Regions from separate parts of the Homo sapiens genome. Here region 1 is linked to region 2. A link is an interaction called in ENCODE POLR2A ChIA-PET data of the cell type or tissue named here. Cell type or tissue: Caco-2. All regions are shown on one strand. Region 1 overlaps GSDME (gasdermin E). Region 2 overlaps OSBPL3 (oxysterol binding protein like 3).

Evidence for each region. Peaks named below come from ENCODE experiments on the same cell type or tissue, not always from the same donor. Only the 100,000 strongest peaks of a DNase experiment are listed, where the experiment ranks them.
Region 1: POLR2A ChIA-PET joins it to region 2 with 9 read pairs; 4 of 35 experiments call an interaction of 5 or more read pairs at or near these places.

The regions. Positions count from the first base shown.
Region 1 is chr7:24,738,863-24,743,862 of GRCh38, reverse strand. The region is part of intron 3 of GSDME (gasdermin E); the gene reads left to right. Among named protein-coding and RNA genes, the nearest start is that of GSDME, 16 kb to the left of the region's middle. RefSeq lists a silencer at 1,979-2,273. In Caco-2, no CTCF peak of the experiment used is centred here; DNase peaks (open chromatin) are centred at 2,062 and 2,831.
Region 2 is chr7:24,840,948-24,845,947 of GRCh38, reverse strand. It overlaps OSBPL3 (oxysterol binding protein like 3), which reads left to right. Exons shown (of 23, transcript NM_015550.4): 13 at 3,535-3,669. Among named protein-coding and RNA genes, the nearest start is that of GSDME, 86 kb to the right of the region's middle. RefSeq lists an enhancer at 2,779-2,848. In Caco-2, no CTCF peak of the experiment used is centred here; a DNase peak (open chromatin) is centred at 2,852.

The DNA.
Region 1 (5,000 bases), 100 kb after region 2:
ATCGGCAGCAGTGAGAGGGGCTAGGATGTGCTAGGAATGGGGGCTACGAACTTAGAAAGTGTGGCCAGAGAAGGTGTTATGGAGAAGCTGGCATTAGGGCAAAGCTCTGCAGGAGGGCAGGGAAGGCACAGGGGCATCTGGGCAGGACGCTGTGGGCAGTGGCCAGAGTGGCCTGTGCCCAGTGAGCAAGGGGAGGGCAGGAAAGGAGAGTCGGAGGGGCTGAAAGGGGTGGGGCGCCAAGTCCCACAGGACCTTGAAGGCCACTGGAAAGGCTCACACTTACTGAGAGCCAGTGGAGGGTTTTGGGCAGGGAAGGGGCGTAATCTGATGTATTTTTTAGAAGGATCATTCTGGCTGCTGAGTTAAGAGACTGGATGGGCAGCAGCAGGGAGTTCAGTTGAGAAGTTATTGCAGTAATTCAGCGGGGATGATATTTCAGTTTGTACAGTAACATGTGCATTTTCCTGTGTAATTTTGTTGCCCTTTAGTCTTTTAAAGCAAAAATTCAAATCCAAATAAATTAAGAGAAAATTCACTTGTATTTAAGTATGGCTGGCTTATTTCATCTTTTGCAACATTTTAAAGATTATATGGAATATTAAATAAGTGCTCATTCCACAAAATTATGTTTAAAAATTAATAAAAAATACGATAAAACTCACATAGCATTAGGTGGGTGGATTTTGTACAGACATTGAGGGTGCCTGGGCAGCTGCCGTCTTCAAGTCCCAAGCCCCTCTTCAGTAACTGCCCATGCTTACTGGAACTGAAGGACCATGGCTGTGCGTTTACTGCCTACGGGCACTTTCTAGGACTCCAAGACCACACAAAGCTGTGACTCCACCAGGGGTTCCCTTTTGGTCAGATGATTTGAAGTTCTCTCTGGTAGCACCAGGTAGAAGGGACAGCTGCCTCTGTCTCTGGCAGTCATGATCTTTATTTTCCTTTCTCTACAGCTTATCTTTGCTAGAGTCCCATTTTCCTTCTCAACTGCAATTGTTGGGACACACTAGAAATGTATTTGATATTTATCTGAAATGAAAATTTAACTGGGTGTCTTACATTTTCATTTGCTAAATCTGGTGGCACTGGGGAAGGGGAAAAGGGAGGCGGGGGGTGTCCAGAGCGTCTTCTCTGCTCCCTCAGTCTCACCCAACCCTCTCTAGCTTAGATGCGCTTTGCAGTCTCGTTATTTCTATTTCAAGAAGCACAGTTTGGCAATGTCCTATAATCACATTTCTCGATATAGGTTTTTAAACACCATGATTCAGGTGTAAAAGCTCTTGCTAAAAGGAAGCATATGAGGAGGCTCACTGAGAAGAGATGGGAGAAAACATTCCGGAGAGAAAGAAGCCAGAGCCAACAGTTCTGAGTGGAGGAAGAGGGAGTGGGGGAGGGAAAGGAAAGGAGCATCCGCAGAGCACCTACTGTGTGCCAGGCACTTTATATGTAGCCTCTCCTTAACTCTGCACAGCCATCTCCTTTTACACTTAATGGCACCAAGGCTCAGGAAGGAGAAATAACTTATTCCCAGACACAGAGCTCAATTTGGATGCTGGTGCTGGGATTCAACTCAGGATTTTCTGGCTCCAAAGCTCCTGTTCTTTCCTCTAAATCATGTAAAAGTCTTAAAATGATAGCACAGAATGTTAAGGCCGAGGCATGAACCCGCGTCCCTAGGGAGGATACTTGGTGGGTGAATCATGGAATAGAAACTATCCTGAGCAGGCACATGTGCATAGCGAGGCCTGCTCTCCTGGAGGTGCCTGGACACAGGGATGAGATCACTTGGACTCGGGAGTCCTATTACTTGTAGTGGTGATGGGGGAAGGGATGCCCTGGGGAGTGGTGCCACCAGAAGCATGATAAAGAATAAATACAAGGACTAGAACCCAAAGAGGAGTTTTATCACAGAATCACCTCACCCTTGTTAGGCGGCTAGGAGGACAGGGTGAACTATAGGGGAGGGGAGGACAGGGGCGGGAAGGGAAGACTTCTGCTCTTGGCATGGAGCTCAGTAAAGCTAACATTCTTGTTACGTCATGCTGGAGTAATAAATTCTTATCCACGTTGTCTGCCTGTCTCTGGACTCCCCATAACATCATTGGGATTGATAAGGCGTTGTTGATACATGCGTGGCCTTGGGAGTGGCAGTTCGTGATGCTTAAGGACTGTACATTCCCGAGGGCTTATTTTCAGTCACTTTTATTTCAGGTCATTTAGATAAGTTGTCATCTGCAGACAAGTTATTTTAGGCCTCAAAAATCAGAATATTAGCTTTATTGTCTATGAAATGTGTGCACATATCAAAAACAAACTTTGTCCTTGAAAAAACAAGCCTGTGCTGGGCAGGAAGGCATTCCACAGAAATTAACCTTCCGGATACCTGGAGCTGACCCCTTTGAATGCAGTCTCTGTGCAGATCTTAGCATTCTTGATGGAAACTATTCTAAGATATGTCACATACTTTTTTTTTTTTAAATGGAGAATAACAAATTTATTGAGTCTTTTTCATAGTGACTCGGATAAGCTCTTTCATTTTTGTGTTTAATAAGCTTTCATTATTATTCTGTAATACGCTTTTCATTTGTCTGCCTTGTCTTCCGTGGTCAGCTGCCATTTGTCACTACCATAAGTATAAAAGCCACAGCCCACCCCACCTCTGCCACTAGCTTGTTGCTTCTAATTTCCTAGGGTCTGGTAAGTTTATTCCTGGTCAATAACTTAGGTCGACTTGGTAAGCCGTTTCTGCCCTTGGGTTCAGTTTCCCCAGCTGTAGGTGAGATAGTTGGACTAGATGATCTCTGAAGGCTTTCTCCTGGCTGAATGTCTGGAAGTGAGTGGACTCTGGAGCGCGCACACCTGTCAGCTCCCTCCCCTGAGTTCTGGGCCGCGGTCCCGGCTGTTTTCCAGAGACCATGCTGCGTTGTGCTTTCCTGGCTATTTGGGGATTGAGGAGGGTGTTACCATAAAGGCATATCCCACTTTTATTCTTCATCATATTGTAAAGGGAATTTTGGTAAAGCAGATTACATTTTTCTATGCACATACAGTAATGAGAAGTTTGGTTCTTTATTAGGAATTCCAAATTAAATAAATTATATGAAACCAGTATATTAAAGCAATGTCATGACCATGATAAATCTTCATAATTAAAATGTTTCAGAATTACACTGAATATATATATACATATATTTACGTAAATATATATACATACATTTATGGGATATATGACATTTTTTAATGAGGAATTTTTAATGGGAAAATACATCTCATGAGATGTTTTGATACAGGCATACAATGTATAATAATCACATCATGTAAAATGAGGTATCCATCACCTCAGGCATTTATCCCTTGTGTTACAAGCAATCCAATTATACAGTTTTAGTTATTTTAAAAATGTACAATTATTATTGGCTTTAGGTGTCCTAAAGTTATGCTATCACATACTAGATTTTATTCATTCTTTAGGTATCCTAAAGTTATGTTATAAAATACTAGATCTTATTCATTCTTTCTATTTTTATTGGACCCATTAACTATCCTCGCATCCCCCTACCACTCTCCCACTACCCTTCCCAGCCTCTGGTAACCATCCCTCTACTTTCTATCTCCATGAGGTCAATTGTTTTAATTTTTAGTTCAAGAAATAAATAAGAACATGTGAAGTTTATCTTTCTGTGCCTAGTTTATTTTGTTTAACATAATGACCTCCAGTTCCATCCCTGTTGTTGCAAATGACAGGATCTTATCCTTTTTTTTTTTTTGAGATGGAGTCTTGCTCTGTCACCCAGGCTGGAGTGCAGTGGTATAATCTTGGCTCACTGCAACCTCCGCCTCCCAGGGTCAAGCAGTTCTCCAGCCTCAGCTTCCCGAGTAGCTGGGATTACAGGCACCCATCACCAAACCTGGCTAATTTTTGTATTTTTAGTAGAGATGGGGTTTCACCATATTGGCCAGGCTGGTCTTGAACTCCTGACCTCGTGATCCGCCTGCCTTAGCCTCCCAAAGTGCTAGGATTATGGGCGTGAGCCACTGCGCCCAGCCCAGGATCTTACTCTTTTTTTAATGACTAAATAGTACTCTATCGTGTATATTTACCACATTTTCTTTATTCATCTATTGAGGATTAGGTTGTTTCCAAATTTTGACTATTGTGACTAGTGCTGCAATAAATGTAGGAGTGCAGATAGCTCCTCAGTATACTGATTTCCTTTCTTTTGGGTACATATCCAGCAGTTGGAATGCTGGATAGTATGGTAGCTCTATTTTTAGTTTTTTGAGGAATCTCCAAACTGTTCTTCATAGTGTAGTAATTTGCATTACATTCCCACCAACAGTGTACAGGCATTCCCTTTTTTTCCACATTCTTATCAGCAGTTTTTATTGCCTGTCTTTTGGATAAAAGCCATTTTAACCAGGGTGAGGTGATAACTCATTGTAGTTTTGATTTGCATTTCCCTGATGATCAATGATGTTGAGCACATTTTCATATGCCTGTCTGACATTTGTATGTCGTCTTTTGAGAAATGTCTATTTAGATCTTTTGCCCATTTTTAACAGGATTATTAGATTTTTTTCCCTACAGTTGTTTGAGCCCCTTTTATATTCTGGTTATTAATCTCTTGTCACATGGGTAGTGTAAAAATATTTTATCCCATTCTGTGAGTTGTCTCTTCATTTTGTTGTTTCATTGCTGTGCAGAAGTCTTTAACTTGATATGATTCCATTTGTCCATTTTTGCTTTAGTGGTTCGTGTCTGTGGGATGTTACTCAAGAAACCTTTGCCCAGTTCAATGTCCTAGAGAGTTTCCCTCGTGTTTTCTTATAGTAGTTTCATAGTTTGAGGTCTTAGATTTAAGTGTTTAATCCATTTTGATTTGGTTTTTGTATATGGTGAGAGATAGGGTCTAGTTTCATTCTTCTGCATAGGGATATACAGTTTTCTCAGCACCATTTATTGAAGAGGCTATCCTTTCCCCAATGTATGCTCTTGG
Region 2 (5,000 bases):
AACTCTTGGGCTCAAGCCATCCTCCTGCTTTGGCCTCCCAAGTAGCTGGGATTATAGGCACTCACTACCCACCATGCCCTGCTGAAAGCAATTTAAAAAGAAGTTTAAATCTTCTCATTGCATGTTAAATGAATCAAAAGCAAATTCAAGTTAAATATAAAAATTCAAACTGAAAAATATTAATGTAAATATTTATCAAACTGCTAGAGTAGGGAAGATTTTCTAAATTGGGTTGCAATAGAAAAAAATTGCAAAAGGAATGTTGATTAGATCTATTTTTTTTTTTTTTTTAGGAAAAAGTGATGTGTGTCAAAACAATAAGGCAAATAATAGACTGGGAAAAATATTTTCAGTGAAATTGACAGACTGAGATAATGCTAAATCAATGATAATGTTTTTCATATGTAACCAATAAACAAATAATATCAAGTAACTTAAAACTTTAACAAGTAAATGGAAAAAGGCCATAATTCACACACACACACATACACACACACACACATACACACAAATACAGATAGGTATGGGTTTTCTTTTTTTTTTTTTTTTTTTTTTTTTTTTTTACTTATTTTGCAATATTTGTAAATTCACAGGAAAGTACAAAGAAATGCAGAGGGAGGTCCCATGCAGCCTTCATCCAGCCTCTCCCTAGAATAACATCTCTACAAGCTTGTTTTTTAAAAAGGAAAAACTATTCAGCCTAATGAAAATTAAAACAATTAGATTAGCTCAAAAGTTTTCTAAATTATGGTATGCAGTACCCTTAATGTAGAAAAAACAGAGGTTTCCTTACTTGTTGGTGTAATTAGGTAATATATATTTTGCCTTGCCTTGAAGGTTATTAATAATTCTTTGAAAAATTGATTCTGAGAAATAACATGATACAAGCAAAGACATATTTACAAACATACTAAACCATTTTCGCAAATCTGTAAACATTCTTAATTTTATTATTACTCTGTGACACTATATAATAAAATATTTATCAATTACAGTTCACTGTCTCAAAGAATTTTGAATGGTCTGGGAAAATATTAACAATATAATGGTTAGTGAATGGAGCAGACAATATGTAGACTGTTTATCCCAGTTTTTCAAAATAAAATTTGTACACAGATATTTTAATATGAAAATACCAGCAAGTTAATAGGGGCCACGTCCACTTCCACATTCATATCGACTTCAATGGGACTTGAAGTGATATTTATTTAATTTGCTTTTTTAAAATTTTCTATTTTGAATACCTATTTTTATTTTCAGAATACAGTTTAATTTTGAAAAAAAACTATCTTGCAATGTTATTTGGGCGAACTTTATAAAATTACATACATAGAGATATGAAAATAGCATGATTACAATTACTGCACAAGAAATGTGTCAGAATGCTTGTAGTGGTTGTTATAGTGTGAGCTATGAATGTTCCTTTCCCTCCCTTTTCTCTGTTTATTTAATTTAGGGGTTTCCAATCTTTTGGCTTCTCTAGGCCACATTGGAAGAAGAAGAATTGTTGTGGGCTACACATAAGATACACTAACACTAATGATAGCTGATGAGCCAGAAAAAAAAAAAATCACAAAAAAAATCTCATAATATTTTAACAAAGTTTACAAATTTGTGTTGGGCCACATTCAAAGCCATCCTGGGCCATATGTGGCGCCCGGGCTGTAGGTTGGCCACGCTTGATTTAACTTTTTGTAATGCAAACAATAGATAAGCAACCAGTCATGCATTACATATGTGAAAGGAAATTACTGAATTGAACTGACTGGGTTAATATTTTAGCAAATGAGGTCCTGAGTTGTTTAAGGCACCATGCTGTAGACTTGGGGTGCAGCAGTGCTGGTGAGTTTACAGTACATATAAGAAGATGCCAGAAAGGGCTAGGGGCTAGGAATATTATTTTCAGTGTTGGTCAGCCAGGAAATCTTTGGACCCATCAGTCTAGGAGGAGGAAGATACAGAGATGGCAGGAGTGACTAGTAATAAATTAATGAGTAGAACAAGTAAATAAATGATGAGCATCTTTTGTGGCAGGAGCACACGGAAGACACAGGACTATTCTCTTGTTTGAGTGAGTGTTGAAGCTATTCCTTACGATGTTTTCAAGCTCAATAGCTTTATGCCTGGCTCTTTTGAGGAGAGAGACCTTTTCCTTGAAGTTAACAGCTGTGATACTTATAGATTCTAAAGTGATCTCTTTGTTAGGGTAGAGAAGAGGCTTGGTTTTCAGAAGGCTACATGGGTATTAAAATGGGTAGGATTGTTAATACCTTGGGCAGATGCCTTATTTAGGAAAGGGATATCTATTTCAACAGTTTGTAGATACATATTAATAAACTGAAGCAAGCAATTTGTAAAGGGACCACTTGCCTTTTATTAATTACGAAAATCTGCTGTGGCCCTCCTGTCATAGCATCCCCTCCCTATGAGACTGAGGGGTATATCCTGAATTCAGACAATTTCTGGGCAAGATATAATCTGCCTTTTCCCCAAATTATTCTGGATGATGTGGAAGCAACTCCTTTGTTAGCCCAATAAAAAATACGAGTGGTTTTACTACTACCTGTCTACTCTGATTGAAAGAAATCAAATCATCCTGTCCTGAATCTGTTCTTTTTCCTCAAGTGCCACTTCTATGAAGCCCTCCTCAAACAAAATCTCCCTAATCAGAATCAGTCTCTCCACTTTGCCAGCACTTTGTCTATTCCACAGGCCTGGTCTGATGTGCGTTGGATGCGTTCTCTCACCATTCATTCAGTCCACAAACCTTGTCTGGTTCATTGTTATATCCTGCCATGGCCAGCTCAGGACTTAAGTCCTCCCCAGAGGGAAAGTCCAGACCCAGTGGAGTGGAGAATGGAGGGTCATGCGAGATAAGAAAACAATGATGTTCTGTTGTGTTATTTGTACAGAGGCTTATAAAGAGGACTGGGGACTTCCTTTCCTTGCAGTCATTGTAGGTGGAAAGAGACAGACAAAGAGAACTTACATCATTCATCCATGAATAGTAAATGATCTGCCACCAGGGTGCTTCTGGACCAAAACACACTGTGTATTTGTCAAGGGACACCTCAAAAGCAGCATATTGTTCCCTCAGAGAGCATAGGGGCAGAAGAAAGCTATGTTGCTCTGAACCAGCCATGCAAGGACATGAATTCAGTGCAATGCAGAGGAGATTTTAGTATAAAAAGAAACATCCAGCAGTGGTAGCGAATAAGAGGATATGATTCAGAGAGCACTGGAATTTTTCCCCTTTTAAATGGAACAAAGAGTGACCTGGACAGTTGTTTTTTGCCTTGTGATTTGTTGCATGTGTGTGAGAAGTGATAGTGCCTGTAAGTGAGGTGCCCATATTGGGGGAGAACTTTTGTGTTTTGCATGAGGCTCGCATCTCAGTGTTGGAGCTGACTTCTGCTTTGAGTTGCTTATTTGCATGGGCCTGTGACCTTGTGTATTGTACAACTAAATCATTTATTTTCTTTCTCTTGAGAATGTTTTTAAATGTATACATTTTTGGTTTTGTTCTTCAAATAGGAAAACTCCAGAGATGAAAACCGAGCTCTAGTTCATCAGCTTTCTAATGAAAGTAGACTCTCCATCACTGACTCCCTTTCTGAGTTTTTTGATGCTCAGGAAGTTCTGTTATCTCCAAGCTCTTCAGAAAACGAGGTTTGAGCAATGTTTACAGTATGGTGCCTCAAAAATCTCTCTTGTTGCTTTGCTGATTAATCTGTTCAGTAAATAATCCATCATCAGAAACACTAAACTCAGTTGCCCTTTGTAGTCATTATGTTCTGAGAGTTCTCCCATAACTCATACCCAAAAAGTATAAAATGATACTATATGTGAGAAGAAAAAGTAAAAGTAGAGAGCATTGGATATTTTCTCATTTCTGTAACTTGATATGTTAAATTTGTTATACTTTTTTTTTTTTTTAAACAGAGCCTCGCTCTGTTGTCCAGGCTGAAGTGCAGTGGTGCAATCTCAGCTCACTGCAACCTCCGGCTCCCAGGTTCAAGTGATTCTCCAGCCTCAGCCTACCAGGTAGCTGGGACTACAGGCACGTGCCACCGTGTCTGGCTAATTTTTGTGTTTTTAGTAGAGACCAGGGTTTCACCATGTTGGCCACGCTGGTCTCAAACTCGTACTCCTGACTTCAGGTGATCCGCCTGCCTCAGCCACCCAAAGTGCTGGGATTACAGGCGTGAGCCACTGTGCCTGGCCTCTTTTTTTTTTTTTTTTTTTTTTTTTTTGAGACATAGTCTCATTCTGTTGGCCAGGCTGGAGTGCAGTGGTGTGATATCTGCTCACTGCAACCTCTGCCTCCCAGGTTCAAGCAATTCTCGTACTTCAGCCTCCCAAGTATCTGGGAATACAGGCGTGCGCCCCATGCCCAGCCAATTTTTGTATTTTTAGTAGAGATGGGCTTCCGCATGTTGGCCAGGCTGACCTCGAACTCCTAGCCTCAAGTGATCCATCCGCCTCAGCCTCTCAAAGTGCTATACTTCTTTTCAAGTACAGGTTAATAGTTTTGACTTCTACCTATTTAATAATGTGTCTACTATAGAGAAGGAAATTAGCATCCCGTATATTTTTTAATCATGGAATTTGACATATTGATTTATAATATATAATTATATTTTTATGATAATATGGTTATTGTAATATTGGTTTATAGCATTATTTGTTTTAAATTGATGCATAAAAATTATCCTTTCCTGAATAAGAGTTATTATAGTTAACAGTGTGTACTAATAATGTTACCCCTTAAATACAGACTTAGTCATTTTGTTTATGTATTAATTCCCATAGAAGATACTTTTTACACAAATAGCTCAAAGACAAATTGTAACTTCTTCTACTCAAACACTAATAAATTCTAAAAATGCAGTCAGAATTAATAAGAATCTTTATAATAACAGTCTTGAGCTTGCTTGCTGTTTTCCTTGTGAGAACTAATTCGGAATGTGTAAGAATTTTAAGAACAGGTGTTTGTTGTG